Linked DNA regions of Homo sapiens: region 1 is linked to region 2. A link is an interaction called in ENCODE POLR2A ChIA-PET data of the cell type or tissue named here. Cell type or tissue: Panc1. All regions are shown on one strand. Links, peaks and the distances in the headings refer to the core of each region. The heading gives the core; the rest is flanking DNA. Region 1 has its middle 53 kb from the start of CDH18. Region 2 has its middle 420 kb from the start of SNORA105A.

What was found. ChIA-PET counts read pairs that join two places held together with the same protein. Peaks named below come from ENCODE experiments on the same cell type or tissue, not always from the same donor. Only the 100,000 strongest peaks of a DNase experiment are listed, where the experiment ranks them.
Region 1: POLR2A ChIA-PET joins it to region 2 with 5 read pairs; 1 of 35 experiments calls an interaction of 5 or more read pairs at or near these places.

The regions. Positions count from the first base shown.
Region 1 is chr5:20,037,177-20,044,884 of GRCh38, forward strand. It overlaps a transcript of CDH18 not described here. Among named protein-coding and RNA genes, the nearest start is that of CDH18, 53 kb to the left of the region's middle. In Panc1, for the core only: no CTCF peak of the experiment used is centred there; no DNase peak of the experiment used is centred there; H3K27ac peaks cover 243 bases.
Region 2 is chr5:21,455,657-21,463,364 of GRCh38, forward strand. It overlaps the pseudogene GUSBP1. Among named protein-coding and RNA genes, the nearest start is that of SNORA105A, 420 kb to the right of the region's middle. In Panc1, for the core only: CTCF peaks have their summits at 3,728 (motif pointing right) and 3,934; a DNase peak (open chromatin) is centred at 3,705; H3K4me3 peaks cover 792 bases.

The DNA.
Region 1 (7,708 bases), core at 985-5,984, 1.4 Mb before region 2:
TGCCCATTAGTTGATGCAGTTTCTTCATACTGTCGATGCTCTTTACAATTTGGTATGTTTTTACAGCAGCTGATACCGGTATTTCCTTTCCATATTTAGTGCTTCTTCAAGGAGCTCTTGTAAGGCAGGGCTGGTAGTCACAAAATCTCTTAGTATTTGCCAGCTCTGGACAAAGTGGACCTAATAGACATCTACAGAACTCTCCACCCCAAATCAACAGAATATACATTCTTCTCAGCACCACATCACACTTATTCTAAAATTGACCACACAATTGGAAGTAAAACACTCCTAAGTAAATGCAAAAGAACAGAAATCATAACAAACAGTCCCTCAGACCACAGTGCAATCAAATTAGAATTCAGGATTAAGAAACTCACTAAAACCACACTATATGGAAACTGAACAGCCTGCTCCTGAATGACTACTGGGTAAATAATGAAATTAAGGCAGAAATAAATAAGTTCTTTGAAATCAATGACAACAAAGACACAACATACCAGAATCTCTGCGACACAGCTAAAGCAGTGTTTAGATGGAAATTTATAGCACCAAATGCCAACAGGAGAAAGTGGGAAAGATCTAAAATTGACACCCCAGCATCACAATGCAAAGAACTAGAGAAGCACGAGCAAACACATTCAAAAGCTAGCAAAAGACAAGAAATAACTAAGATCAGAGCAGAACTGAAGGAGACAGAGACACAAAAAACCCTTCAAAAAATCAATGAATCCAGGAGCTAGTATTTTGAAAAGATTAACAAAATAGACTGCTAGCCAAACTAATAAAGAAGAAAAGAGAGAAGGATCAAATAGACAAAATAAAAAATCATAAAAGGGATATCACCACTTACCCCACAGAAAAACAAACTACCATCAGAGAATACTGTAAACACCTCTACACAAATAAACTAGAAAATCTAGAAGAAATGGATAAATTCCTGAACAAATAAACCCTCCCAAGACTAAATGAGGAAGTAGTCAAATCCTTGAATAGGCCAATAACAAGTTCTGAAATTGAGGCAGTAATGAATAGCCTACAAACCAAAAAAAGCCCAGGACCAGATGGATTTACAGCCAAATTCTACCAGAGGTATGAAGAGGAGCTGGTACCATTCCTTCTGAAACTATTCCAAACAACTGAAAAAGAGGGACTCATCCCTAACTCATATTATGAGGGTAGCATCATCCTGATACCAAAACCTGGCAGAGACACAACAAATAAAGAAAATTTAAGGCCAATATCCCTGCATCAATGCAAAAATCCTCAATAAAATACTGACAACCCAAATCCAGCAGCACATCAGAAAGCTTACTGACCACGATCAAGTCGACTTCATCCCTGGGATGCAAGCTGGTTCAACATATGCAAATCAACAAATGTAATCCATCACATAAACAACCCAATGACAAAAGCCATATGATTATCTCAATAGATACAGATTATGCCTTCAATAAAATTCAACACCCCTTTCTGCTAAAAACTCTTAATAAACTAGGTATTGATGAAATGTATCTCAAAATAATAAGAGCTATTTATGACAAACCCACAGCCAATATCATACTTAATGGGCAAAAACTGGAAACATTCCCTGTGAAAACCAGCACAAGACAAGGATGTCCTCTATCATCACTCCTATTCAACAAAGTGTTGGAAGATCTGGCCAGGGAGATCAGGAAAGAGAAAGAAATAACAAGTATTGAAATAGGAAAACAGGAAATTAAATTTTCTCTGTTTGCAGATGAGATGATTGTATATTTAGAAAACCCCATCGTTTCAGCCCAAAATCTCCTTAAGCTGATAAGCAACTTCATCAAAGTCTCAGGGTACAAAATCAATGTGTAAAAATCACAAGCATTCCTTTACACCAATAACAGACAAACAGAGAGCCAAATAGTGAGTGAACTCCCATTCGCAATTGCTACGAAGAGAATAAAATACCTAGGAATACAACTTACAAGGGATGTGAAAGACCTCTTCAAGGAGAACTACAAACCACTGCTCAAGGAAATAGGAGAGTACACAAACAAATGGAAAAACATTCCATGTTCATGGATAGGAAGAATCAATATCATGAAAATAACCATATTGTCCAAAGTAATTTGTAGATACAATGCTATCCCCATCAAGCTACCATTGACTTTCTTCACAAAATTAGAAAAAAAACTACTTTAAATTTCATATGGAACCAAAAAAGAGCCCATGTAGTCAACACATTCCTAAGCAAAAAGAACAAAGCTGGAGGCATCACACTACCTGACTTCAAACTATACTACAAGGCTACAGTAATCAAAACAGCATGGTACTGATACTAAAACAGATATATAGACCAATGCAACACAACAGAGGCCTCAGAAATAATGCCACACATCTACAATGATCTGATCTTTGACAAACCTGACAAAAACAAGAAATGGGGAAAGGATTCTCCATTTAACAAATCTTGTTGGGAAAACTGGCTAGCCATATGTAGAAAGCTGAAACTGGATCCCTTCCTTACACCTTATACAAAAATTACCTCAAGATGGATTAAAGACTTAAACGTAAGAACTAAAACCATAAAAACCCTAGAAGAAAACCTAGGCAATACCATTCAGGACATAGGCATGGGCAAAGACTTCATGACTAAAACACCAAAAGCAATGGCAACAAAAGCCAAAATTGACAAATGGGATCTAATTAAACTAAAGAGCTTCTGCACAGCAAAGGAAACTATCATCAGAGTGAGCAGGCAACCTACAGAATGGGAAAAAATTTTTGCAATCTATCCATCTGACAAAGGGCTAATATTCAGAATTTACAAGGAACTTCAACAAATTTACAAGGTAGAAAAACAAACAAATCCATCAAAAAGTGGGCAAAGCATATGAACAGACACTTTTCAAAACAAGACATTTATGAGGCCAACAAACATATGAAAAAAACCTCATCATCACTGGTCATTAGAGAAATGTAAATCAAATCCACAAAGAAATACTGTCTCATGCTAGTTAGAATGGCAATCATTAAAAAGTCAGGAAACAACAAATGCTGGAGACCATGGCACATGTATACCTATGCAACAAACATGCACATTCTGCATATGTATCCCAGAACATAAAGAATAATATTAATAATAAAAACATGGCAAATCAAAATGTAAACAAGACCTGAAGTGATGTTGAAATGAAATCATGGAAGAAGAGCCTCAGAGGCAGGAGAAAAGAGGCTTTTCCATTGGGTTTATAAGTGAACAACTAAAATACTGTGAACAGTAAGGTGTACTGAGTTTTAAGAGGACTTTGAATCAGAAAGTAAGCAAGATGTGTAACGTTTTGAAATATGTCATGAAGATGGAACCAGAGATGTTTAATTTTAAAAGAAAGAAAAGCTTCAGCATGGGCATGAATATGTTCTTCCAATATATAAAAAGCATCCTGGGAGCGATTCTCTTTCTAGCTTCAATGAGCAAAATATTTAGAGAGTATTGCTTGTTGTTCATTCAAAGGGAACATTTCCTAAATGTTAGAGTTATCTAAATGGGATCCCAGTAAATAGTCATCATGAAATATGTTGCCTCATGCTTGGAGGAGTAAATATCTTATCAGAGACCAGTTCAAACAACTGCTATTCTGCCCTCCTGTGAAACCACAAGAAGAAAGACCAGTATCCATTGGGAGGCTGGGCCAATTGATCTCTAATGATCCTCAAACTATGAAATAACATGATTACCTTTCTATGAATTACTGTTCCACATTGCACACAGATTGTTTAAGTATTTATTTGGCCTTTGCCATGAGAAAAGCACTATGAGCTAGTTTTATATACTGATCATCTCATTTAATTTATGAGAGCGGTAACATTATGTTGTTGGTTTTAATTAAAAAAGTGAGGTATGGAGAAGTTAAATAATGTGTCCATGACCACAAGCTACTGAAGAAGGAAGCTGGTGTATGAACTCTAGCAACATGATTCTAGAATCGGGGCCTTCCTCTTTACTGTAGAAAGCTTATAAACTTTACGATGTTTCTCATGATATCTTGCATGTATAGTAGAATCATAACACCAATATGCTATATTCTATCATTGAATTATCCCTATCATGGCATCGGGACATCAAACAAATCTTAAATTCAGTGTAGCTTAGTTCTTACTATTATATTTGCCAGTCTTTTCATTTTTTGTGAAATCTAAGAATGAGAACTTGATTTACAAATCAGACCTAGAGTTTAGGACACCTTCTTTTAAATATTATTAGTTGTGTCTCACAGATTGTTAACTTCTCATACCACATTTATATCCTCCAATTAAATGATTCAGCAATACAAAATTTACTTTTTGAAATGATTAAACATTTCAGGAAGTGGTTTCCTTCTCCTCCCGTGGAAACAAATATGCAAGCTGCTTGGCTTATGTGATAAAACAATGTTGATAATGTCACAGGGAAAATAATCAAATGAGAGAATGACAGTGATGGCTAGGTATTTTCCAGTGATGATCTCGGTACTTTTGTACTCTCAAAACGCACTTTTAAAAATTTTGAGAAACTCATTATTTTCTTTTAAACAGCAAATATTTCTTAACTGCTAGCTAGCAGAATGCTGTCATATTCTTTCTGATGAGTCAGCAGTTGCAATGCCAGTACATTAAACAGCATTTTACAGAGGAAAAGAAGCAGAATAATAATTCTGTTGAATCTAACTAATCAAGCAATATCACACTTGGTAACAGATCATTTGTATTATTTAGAACTGAAAATTATAAACGTGTAATACCATATGCCTTTACTATTTAAAAAGGAAAAATATATGCTTTATGGAAATACAAGTGTAGATACCTAGAAATCTCTAGAGTGCACATTTATGGGCAGGACACCTGCATTTACATATGAGTGAAGCTGTGAGTTGTGTCAGCCAGAGTTCAAGGCACACGAGCTTTTCTCACACTGACATGTTCTAAAGCCAAATGATGCTTCCGCCAGCTGAGAGTACCTTTTTTGCTTAATCATGCAAGATGAGGAGTAGCCTCTTAATAAGGATAAAGAAAACTTGGAATCAAACTGAAATAATTAAGCATATTTACATATTTACTACACAAATCCTTCATATTTTGTTGAGTTTACATAATCAAGACTGAAAATCTCAGAACAGCATTCTCTGAATTTTCTATTTTCAATTTCAGAAGTTTCTAGTAACAATTCTATGTAAATAATAAATAGATCAAAATGCCAAAGGAAACTTTTTCCCTAAGATTTAGCTATCTCATTGTGCAACAATCCTGGAAAAAGACATACTTCAAATCATATAAAATACATTTCTGAGTAAGTTTGGAGTCAGGAGACATTTTTTTTCACACAAAAACATAATTGGCTGGCAGTTTATTTCATAGCATGTAACAATCACTACATTAATTAAACAATTTAATTGTCAGGAAAAATAATTCATTAAATAATATTTGATTTGGATGTCAGTCTCCTTTCAGCAAACCTCATTTCCACCAATTTGTCCTCTTTTAAAACATTTTATGGGCCGGGTGCGGTGGCTCACGCCTGTAATCCCAGCATTTTGGGAGGCCGAGGACAGCAGATCATGAGGTCAAGAGATCGAGACCATCCTGGCTAACACAGTGTAACACCGTCTCTACTAAAAATACAAAAATTAGCCGGGCGTGCTGGCGGGCGCCTGTAGTCCCAGCTACTCGGGAGGCTGAGGCAGGAGAATGGCGTGAACCCGGGAGGCAGAGCTTGCAGTGAGCCAAGATCGCGCCACTGCACTCCAGCCTGGGCGACAGAGCCAGACTCCGTCTCAAAAAAATTAATTAATTAATTAATTAATTAAAATAAAACATTTTATGTGTTTGTTTTAGGTAAAATTTCTCAACCTCAGCACTGGTGACATTTTGGATTGGATAATTCTTTGATGTGGGGGTTGCCCTATGTATTGGGGGATGTTTAGCAGCATGTCTGGCTATTACCCACTAAATGACAGTAGCAGTAATGTCAATCAGTAATGTCATGACTATCAGTAATGTCTACCGATATTGCCAAATGTCCCCTGGGAGATAAAAGCTTCTGGCTGGAAACCATTGATTTAAAGCCACCGCAGACTGCATCCACCCTTCCTCATGATAGCGAAAATTTTCCTTTTCTCTTTTTCACTAACTTCACTGCCATTCCTTGTGCCACCATTATAATTTAACTCTCCTTTCTTTCCCTTTATGGAAATTACTAAAGGTTTGCCTCTACTTTAAGGAATTAAACAATAGCTATTCTTTCTCCTGCTGCTGTGGCTCCACACCAGGCCATAGAACTTGTGGACCAGAAGGGGGCTTGATTTCCATCACTGCTCACCCCCTCCACAAAGCACTTCTGTGCAGGGCACTAACTATACAACCTTTCATGGTCCTCTGTTTACAATATTACAAGGTGTTATGGATATATAGAATGTGGAAGTTAATGTCTCCATAGTGGCACTGTGATAATAGGTAGTCATGTTGCCAGGCCAGTTTTCAAAAGTCCATTTGCCTATAAAGCAATTGAAGTCTGTAAATAGCAATATCTTGGATTCTGTGACTTGGAAACTGGAATGCATGTGGGATAGTTCTAAAGGAAGAGATAAAATGGAAAGGCAGCTGATATTTTTCCTCTGATCCAGTTTGGTAAAAAATATTTTAAATCAGAATGGTTTAGCTTTGATATCTATGCCCTTTAATGTTTCTATGGAAATCCTAAAAAGAAGAATTATAATTGCAAGCAGAAAGTCAGCCCCTGCTTTATTCTCGAAAGTTATTCTATCCTTACTTCCCAAACATAAATACATATGCTCCTTCAATGATGGCAAATTTGGATAAATGTAAGTTAGAAAGTGAAGGGAGTGACAAACAGACTCATTTCCTGTACATAATAGGCACTATTCATTAATTAGTATATTAGTAAATACATATTAGTTGGCTGAATCATTTCACAACAATTTGTATTTTACAGTGGTGATTTTTGTAAATCAAGATTCTATTTAACTGTTAAAAAAAAAACAGAGCAAACATTAAGTGCCTATTAAATGTACAAGTTAATACCCAGATACAATGGGGATGCACAGATAATGAAGACATGATTCATGTCCTTAGACATTTTCAAAATTCAAAAGAGGATTGGTAGAGAATAAAAACCATATGAATAAAATAAGGCTAGTTGGAGAAGGTTTTTTATTATGATGTACCCTGTAAATAATTATAATAGACATGAATAATTATGTATATTTTTCATCTCCTATAAACATTCTAAGTGTGACTGGCATCATTATTCAATGTTCACACATATATTCAGTTCTACTATGCTAATTTTGTGAAAATTGAGAATCAATTTTAACCTACAAAAAATTAAAGCATTTAAGCATTGCATTCCACTTGTTAACCCTTTCCAACAATGCAAAAGATCTTCTTTGCACCATACTCTGATGAAGAGGTCATATTACCACTTCCTTGAGAGCCCTCATAGATGAATCAGGAACACTTTGAATTGTATATTTTAGAAAATGTAAATCACTGAGCTAGATTTATGTAAGCAGTTAAACCATAGAGCCAGACTTTAAGCCATATCATCTGCTTCTAAACTCCATTTTGTCTCTCTATGTTCCAGGTTTCCTTCACTTTCCTCTTTACCTTGCCTTCCCAAGGTCATGTGTGGATATTGGTGGATTATTATACTCAAAATATTTTCCCTCTATTTTTATAA
Region 2 (7,708 bases), core at 965-5,964:
CTATCTAAAATATAAAATCCAGACTGAAACAACAAATCCAGGGTTACCATATTCAAAATGAAATTTTGCTCTGGCTTAACACTCTTAACATCATATAGAATATAAAATTATCTTATCTGTTTTTACTTACAAGCATTTGCTCGCACATATTGATATACATATCTGGGGAAATTACACCACCAAAACCTTCCACATATAGAGTAACTACTTTTATAATGAAATGATAAATCATATAGTATTTCCATTTTAATTACAGAAAAGTTTCTGGGGATGTGTTGCCATGGCTAGAAATGCAACGTCATCTAAGGCATAAAACTATAATCATTTCACATCTTCTCTGGGTCACCATAAGATTTTCTGTATATTATTGAATCTTTGTGCAGACAACAATCTTGGTGCAAATTAAACCCCGGGGATAAGTAGAAGGGACACTAACATCGCTCACCTGAATGATGCAAAGCACCGGTGACATTGTGGACAGTATTTAGGTAAGGATGTTTTTTTCCATCCTTGTTTTTATAAACGAAAACATTTCCATCTTTCCGTCTTTGTGAATTGATACATATTGATTGTACATATTTAAGGGGTTCATGTGATGTTTCGACGCATGCATACAATGCATAATGGCCAAATCGTGTTAATTAGTATATCCACTACCTCCAACATTTATTTCGTGTGTATGTGTTGGGGACATTTTAAGTCTTTTCTTCTAAATATTTTGAAATAGGCAATAAATTATTGCTAAGTATAATCACTCTTGTGTGCTATTGAACACTAGAACTTATCGCTTCTATATAACTCTATATGTGCACCCATTAGCCAATATCTATCTTCATCCTGCCTCCTTCCCAGCCTCTGTTAACCATCATTCTACTCTCTACCTTCCTGAGATCAGACTTTTTAGCTCCCACAAATGAGTGAGAATATGCAATATTTGTCTTTCTATGCTTGGCTTGTTTCACTTAACATAAGGACCTATTGTTTCATTCATGTTTCTGCAAATAACATGATTTGATTCTTTTTATGGCTCTGTAGTATTCCTTTGTGTATATATACCATATTTTCTTTATCCATTTATTTGTTAATGAACACTTATGAGCCACAATTTTTTTAATGAGTGATTTAGATGACTTGCATCAAAACTACTTGGAGTGTTTACTTTTACAAAACCACATTGAGTCTTGATATAGACACGGTAAATCAGAATATCTGAATGTAAGATTTACAAGTTAACTTTTAAACATTTTTTAGTATTTTATATGTGTATATACGTGTGTGTGTATGTATATATATATGTGTGTGTGTGTGTATATATATATATATGGGAAAACTATGAACCCTAGAATATGAGTCCTTGAATATGAGTCACTAATGTATGTATGTGTGTACATATGTATATATACCGTTTCTATAATTAAATATTTGTCTTTGAGAATTATGTAAATATAAATGTGTGCAAGCAGGTTTGGTTCACTATTTTCTTACTAAAAAGTCACAAAAATACCCATTCATTTTTATTATAAAAGGTATTAATATCTCAAAGAAGACTGTATGTCAGGATATCAAAGCTGACTCTTAATTTTTCTTTTATTCTTAAATTTTTGGACTTTGGGAGACAAATAAAATTTCTGTGTTCTAGAGTTTTAAAAATGAGGAACACTTCTAATTCCACCTACTCAGGTGGCTGAGGCATGAGAATTACTTGAATCCTGGAGGCAAAGGTTGCAGTGAGGCTAGATTACACCACTAAACTCCACCATAGGCAACAGAGCAATATTGTCTCAAAAAAAAAAAAAATGAGGAAGGTCAGTTTAGAATCTAAATCAGACAGGTCTCTGTAGATAGGGATAGAAAGGACAGGTATATACTACCAAAGTTCCAGGATGATAATATGGTATTTTCTTGGAGGATACTAGAAACTTGATAATAGTGGAGAAATGCTAAGAACAGAGTTTTGCTCAGAAGGACTCATATTCAAGGGTTCATGATTTTCCCTTCATTTTTTCCTCTTTTGTCCTTTTGGACATTTCTAGAAAGATATACATATATAGATATGGATAGATAATTTTCCTGTTTGTCATTCTACTTTCTTTTAATAATTCTTAACTGTTCAAAATGTTTTAGATTTCTGTGTTTCCTTATTATTTAAACTCAAGTGATGGAGTGGCAGAAAAAACCAACTCTTCCATTATGTACTTCAGTACACTCTTGTACTGCAGTGTGTGCAGGCATGGGGCAATACACTTTCCAGGGGATTTATAAGACAGTATAAAATAAATAGCAACCAAACCAAATTAGCAGTGTTTGGAGGCAAAAATGGAAACATTTAGGGAAACATACAACATAAATAGAGTGCTGTTGAATGAATGACTAGCAGGATAGTTGAGACAAAGCCCCCTTTCACATAATTCTAACAACGTTACAATGTTACTGGAGGAATTCAACCCCATGTTTAGGAAGAGGTTAATATTTGATAAATTTTCTACACATCTCTCCATCTCTCTGTGAAAATATTTTATTTTACTTGAGATGATAATATAAACAGTTATTTTCAGGAGGTACAAAATATATTAATTGTATAATTTTTTTGGTAGTAACTTAAGGTGAAACTTGCTCAATAGGGGAAAAGTAGCTGTCATAGGAGCCTAAATAGTGGAGTAGGCTTCTGCTGCCATAAGCCACCAAGATTTATAAAGAGAAGAAATAGTCATGGCATCTGTTTGCTCAACTAACAACATTAAATTTCTATGTGCAATATTGGTAATGATGCATCTAAACCTTATGTAGTAAATAATTTATGAATCTTTTAGGGTGTCAGAGTTTTTTGGCTTTAGTCTAGGTAGAAAGGTCATCGAGTAAGTAGACAGCCTATACGTTTAATGAATATTTGTATTTGCGATGGCTCACGCTTGTGATCCCAGCACTTTGGGAGGCCGAGATGAGTGAATCAGGAGGTCAGGAGTTTGAGACCAGCCTGGTCAATATGGTTAAACCCTGTTTCTACTAAAAATACAAAAAATTACCTGGGTGTGGTGGTGCGTGTCTGCAGTGCCAGCTACTTGGGAGGCTGAGGCAGAAGAAACTCTTGAAACTGGGAGGCAGAGGTTGCAGTGAGCCGAGATCACGCCATTGCACTCCAGCCTGGGCAACAGAGTGATACTCCGCCTCAAAAAAAAAAAAAAAAAAAAAAAAAAAAGCAAAGGGTGTCGCCTGTAATCCCAGCACTTTGGGAGGCCGAGGCAGGCGGATCACTTGAGGCCAGGAGTTCGAAACCAGCCTGGCCAACATGGCAAAACCTCGTGTCTACTAAAAATACAAAAAATTAGCTGCGCGTGGTGGTGGACGCCTGTAATCCCAGCTACTTGGGAGGCCGAGACAGAAGAATCGCTTGAACCCGGGAGGCGGAGGTTGCAGTGAGCCGAGATCACACCGTTGCACTCCAGCCTGGGCGACAGAGACTCCGTTTCAAAACAAAAACAAAAACAAACAAAAACAAAAATTAGCCGGCGGGCACCTGTAATCCCAGCTACTCGGGAGGCTGAGGAAGGAGAATCGCTTGATCCCGGGAGGCAGAGGTTGCAGTGAGCTGAGATTACGCCACTGTACTGCAGCCTGGGCGACAGAGGCTCTGGCTTAAAAAAAAAAAAAAGGGAAAGGATGTTACAGAAACTCCAGATACTACTCCCCTTCAGTGGTCTGAGTTGCGCGGCGCTTTCCCGCCTGTCCGGTAGGGGGCGCCGCGCAGAAAGCCGCAGTCCCTCTGCGGAAGGCGCCGCTCTTGGCTTCGGCGGCGCCGCTGTAGCTTGGAGGCGGTACTTCCTCCAGCATTTGCCGCGAGTTATTGGCAAGTTCCCCTGCAGTTTGGGCTGTCTCTGTGGCTGGTTCTGCGGCGTGCGGCCAGCCATGGAGCGCTCTGGGCCCAGCGAAGGTGGGTTTCATGAAGCGAGTCCTGGCGGGGTGGGCCGTGTCGGGGGAGCTGGGGCGCCGCACTAACTAGGCCGCCTCTCTTTTCTTGCTCCAGTGACAGGCTCAGACGCATCGGGACCGGACCCGCAGCTTGCGGTCACCATGGGCTTCACGGGGTTCGGTGAGTGACTGCCCCAGGCAGAGACCCTCTTCCTTTTGCAGAGGTTTGAAGAGCCGCAGAGTGGGAGGGGAGATCGAGCTGTCAACTCGGAATTACTGTAGCTCGGGTGCATACCTTGCAGTTTGTCAATATTCTTCTCCCATTTGTCTTCTATTCTGCGTATCCGTTGGAACCAACTCAGGTGACAGTTATGAGAGTCCTGGAGAGAAAGGAAGAGAAAGGATTTTTCTAATTTTAAGTCACCAATAATGCTAAAATGAACATTTTTGTAAATAACAGCATTTGTACGAGGATTTTTAAAAATATGTAATTCTGTAGGGTAGATTTCTAAAAGAGAGCCTAGTTTATTCAGAAGTATAAATACTTAAAAAGCTGAAAAATTGGGTATGTGCCTTTTAAAGCTTCTTGATGCTTACTGCCGTAATACCCATCAAAAAACTTGTTTCAGGTTATACCAAAGTTAACAGAATTTAAGAATGCCATTTTTACCATATCCGTACCAACACAGAGTAGGTATTATTATTTAAAAAGAAAATTATTTTAAAAATGAAAACAAAACTTTAGTAGACTGATACATGAAAAATGATTTCTTTTTATTTTGCATTTTAAAATTATAAATGCTGTTCATCCAAACATTGGGATTCTAACTTCCTTGAACCTTTTCTCAAGGTCTTCTTGTTCTCTTTTGACCAGCGTGTATTAATTCTATGATAGTAATTAAACAGTAGACTTACACATATTGGCCTTGGGTTCTGTTCACACATACTAGTTCTGTAGTTTTTCTATTCATTTTTTTTTTTTGGGAGACGGAGTCTCGCTCAGTCGCCCAGGCTGGAGTGCAGTGGCAAGATCTCGGCTCACTGCGAGCTCTGCCTCCTGGATTCACGCGATTTTCCCGCCTCAGCCTCCCGAGTAGCTGGGACTACAGGCGCCCGCCACCTCGCCTGGCTAATTTTTTTTGTATTTTTAGTAGAGATGGGGTTTCACCGTGTTAGCCAGGATGATCTCGATCTCCTGACCTCGTGATCCGCCTGTCTCGGCCTCCGAAAGTGCTGGGATTACAGGCGTGAGTCACCGCGCCCAGCCTTTTCTATTTTTTTATTTTTTGAGATGGAGGCTCGCTCTGTCACCCAGGCTGGAGTGTACTAGTGCGATCTTGGCTCACTGCAGCCTCCTCCTCCCAGGCTTAAGCCATCCTCCCACCTTAGTCTCCTGAGTAGCTGGGACCACAGATATGTGCCACCACACCTGGCTAATTTTTTATACTTTTGGTAGAGACGAGGTTTCACCATGTTGCCCAGGCTGATCGATCTCCTGAGCTCAAGCAATCCGCCCACCTGAGCCTCTCAAAGTGATTACAGGCATGAGCCACCCCACCCGGTATAAATCCTTCATTTTAGTACATCATTCCTTTACTCAGGAGTGAGAAAGGTGTCCATATGTTTGTGCCAAATAGGGGAAAATTTTAAGAGTTTTGATAAAGTTACTGGGGGAGGAGGAGAATGTTTCCATGCTCAACAGTTCCTTGTTATAGGGCTGAGATTTCTGTTTCCCTCTTAGCTCCTTAAAGTACCTGCATTACTTCTCATGTTGCCCCTTTCGTCTTCAAGCCAACTATAACGCCTCAAATTCTTCTCAAACGTTGGATCTCTCTGACTTCTTCCGCCATAGCTGTTGTGCATCTTTGCCTTTAAGGGCCAGCTAGGATAGTTTCCCTATTTAAAAGTCCATAACCTTAATTACATTTGCAAAGGGTAACTTTTGGGACATTCTCCATTCTGCCTCCCACATTAGTGTTGTTGTTTCATAGGGTAGGGATCTAGAGGAGGATGGGAAAGTTGCCTGGTTAATAGTACTTAGTGAAGGGATTGTCATCAGAAGTTTTCTGTGACTCAAACTCCTTCTCTGATATTTTATGGTTATATTGGAGCCATGCTATAAACTAGACAAAGTAAGTGTTTATTGATCAGTATTGATCGCCTAAAGTTTGGCCAGCTTACTGCAAGACAATCACAGTCTCCCATTTGTTCATCTTTTAGGTAAAAAAGCTCGCACATTTGACTTGGAAGCAATGTTTGAACAAACTCGAAGAACAGCTGTGGAAAGAAGTTGCAAAACACTGGGTAAGAAGTTCAGATATTTGTCGTTTTATTGGTTTAAGTACTATGTATACCTCATGTAAGTATATTAAAAAAGAGAAAAGAATGTTGGCTGGGCGCCGTGGCTCACGCCTGTAATCCCAGCACTTAGGGAGGCCAAGGCAGGCAGATCACCTGAGGTCAGAAGTTTGAGACCAGCCTGGCCAACATGGTGAAACCCCATCTCAACTAAAAATACAATAATTAGTTGGGCATGGTACAGGGGCCTGTAATCCCAGCTAGTCGTGCGGCTGAGGCAGTAGCTTCGGTTGAAGTCGGGAGGCGGAGGTTGCAGTGAGCTGATATCCCCCCATTGCACTCCAGCCTGGGGGACAAGAGTGAAATTCCATCTCAGAGAACAAAGAAAAAAAAGAATGTTGTTATGCTACTTGTCACTGTTGGTTTTTTTTTTTTTTTTGAGATGGAGTCTCGCCCTGTTGCCCAGGCTGGAGTGCAATGGCATGATCTCGGCTCACTGCAGCCTCCACCTCCCCAGTTGAAGCGATTCTCCTGCCTCTGCCTCCCGAATAGCTGGGACTACAGGCACATGCCACCATGCCCGGCTAATTTTTTGTATTTTTAGTAGAGATGGGGTTTCACTGTGTTGGCCAGGCTGGTTTTGAACTCCTGACCTTGTGATCTGCCTACCTTGGACTCCCAAAGTGCTGGGATTACAAACGTGAACCACCGTGCCCTGCTTTTTGTTTTTTGGGTTTTTTTTTTTTTTTTTTTGAGATGGAGTCTCGCTTTATTGCTGGGCTGGAGTGCAGGGGTGCGATCTTAGCTCACTGCAACTTCTACCTCCCCGATTCAAGCAATTTTCCTGCCTCAGCCCCCCAAGTAGCTGGGACGACAGGTGTATGCCACCACGCCCAGCTAATTTTTGTATTTTTAGTAGAGATGGGGTTTCACCATGTTGGCCAGGATGGTCTTGATCTCTTGATCTTGTGATCTGCCTGCCTCCTAAAGTGCTGGGATTACAGGTGTGAGCCACCGCACCCAGCCCAATTTATCATTTTAAAACCAACAATGGGCCAGTTGTAGTGGCTCATGCCTGTAATCCCAGCATTTTGGGAGGCTGAGGTGGGTGAATCACCTAAGGTCAGGAGTTCGAGACCAGCCTGGCCAACATGGTGAAACCACGTCTTGACTGAAAATAGAAAAACTATCCGGGTGTGATGGTGGGCACCTGTAATCCCAGCTACTAGGGAGGCTGAGGCAGGAGAATCGCTTGTACCTGGGAGGCAGAGGTTGTGGTGAGCTGAGATTGCACCATTGCACTCCAGCCTGGGCGTCAAGAGCAAAACTCCATCTCAAAATAAATAAAATAAAATAAAATAAAATGGGCGACAAGGGCAAAACTCCATCTTAAAATAAAATAAGATAAAATAAAATATAAAGTATAAAACAAAATAACTGAAATAAAAAATAAAATGTTGTACAGCAGCAATATCCAGTATTTGGCAGTGTACCTGACAAAAAA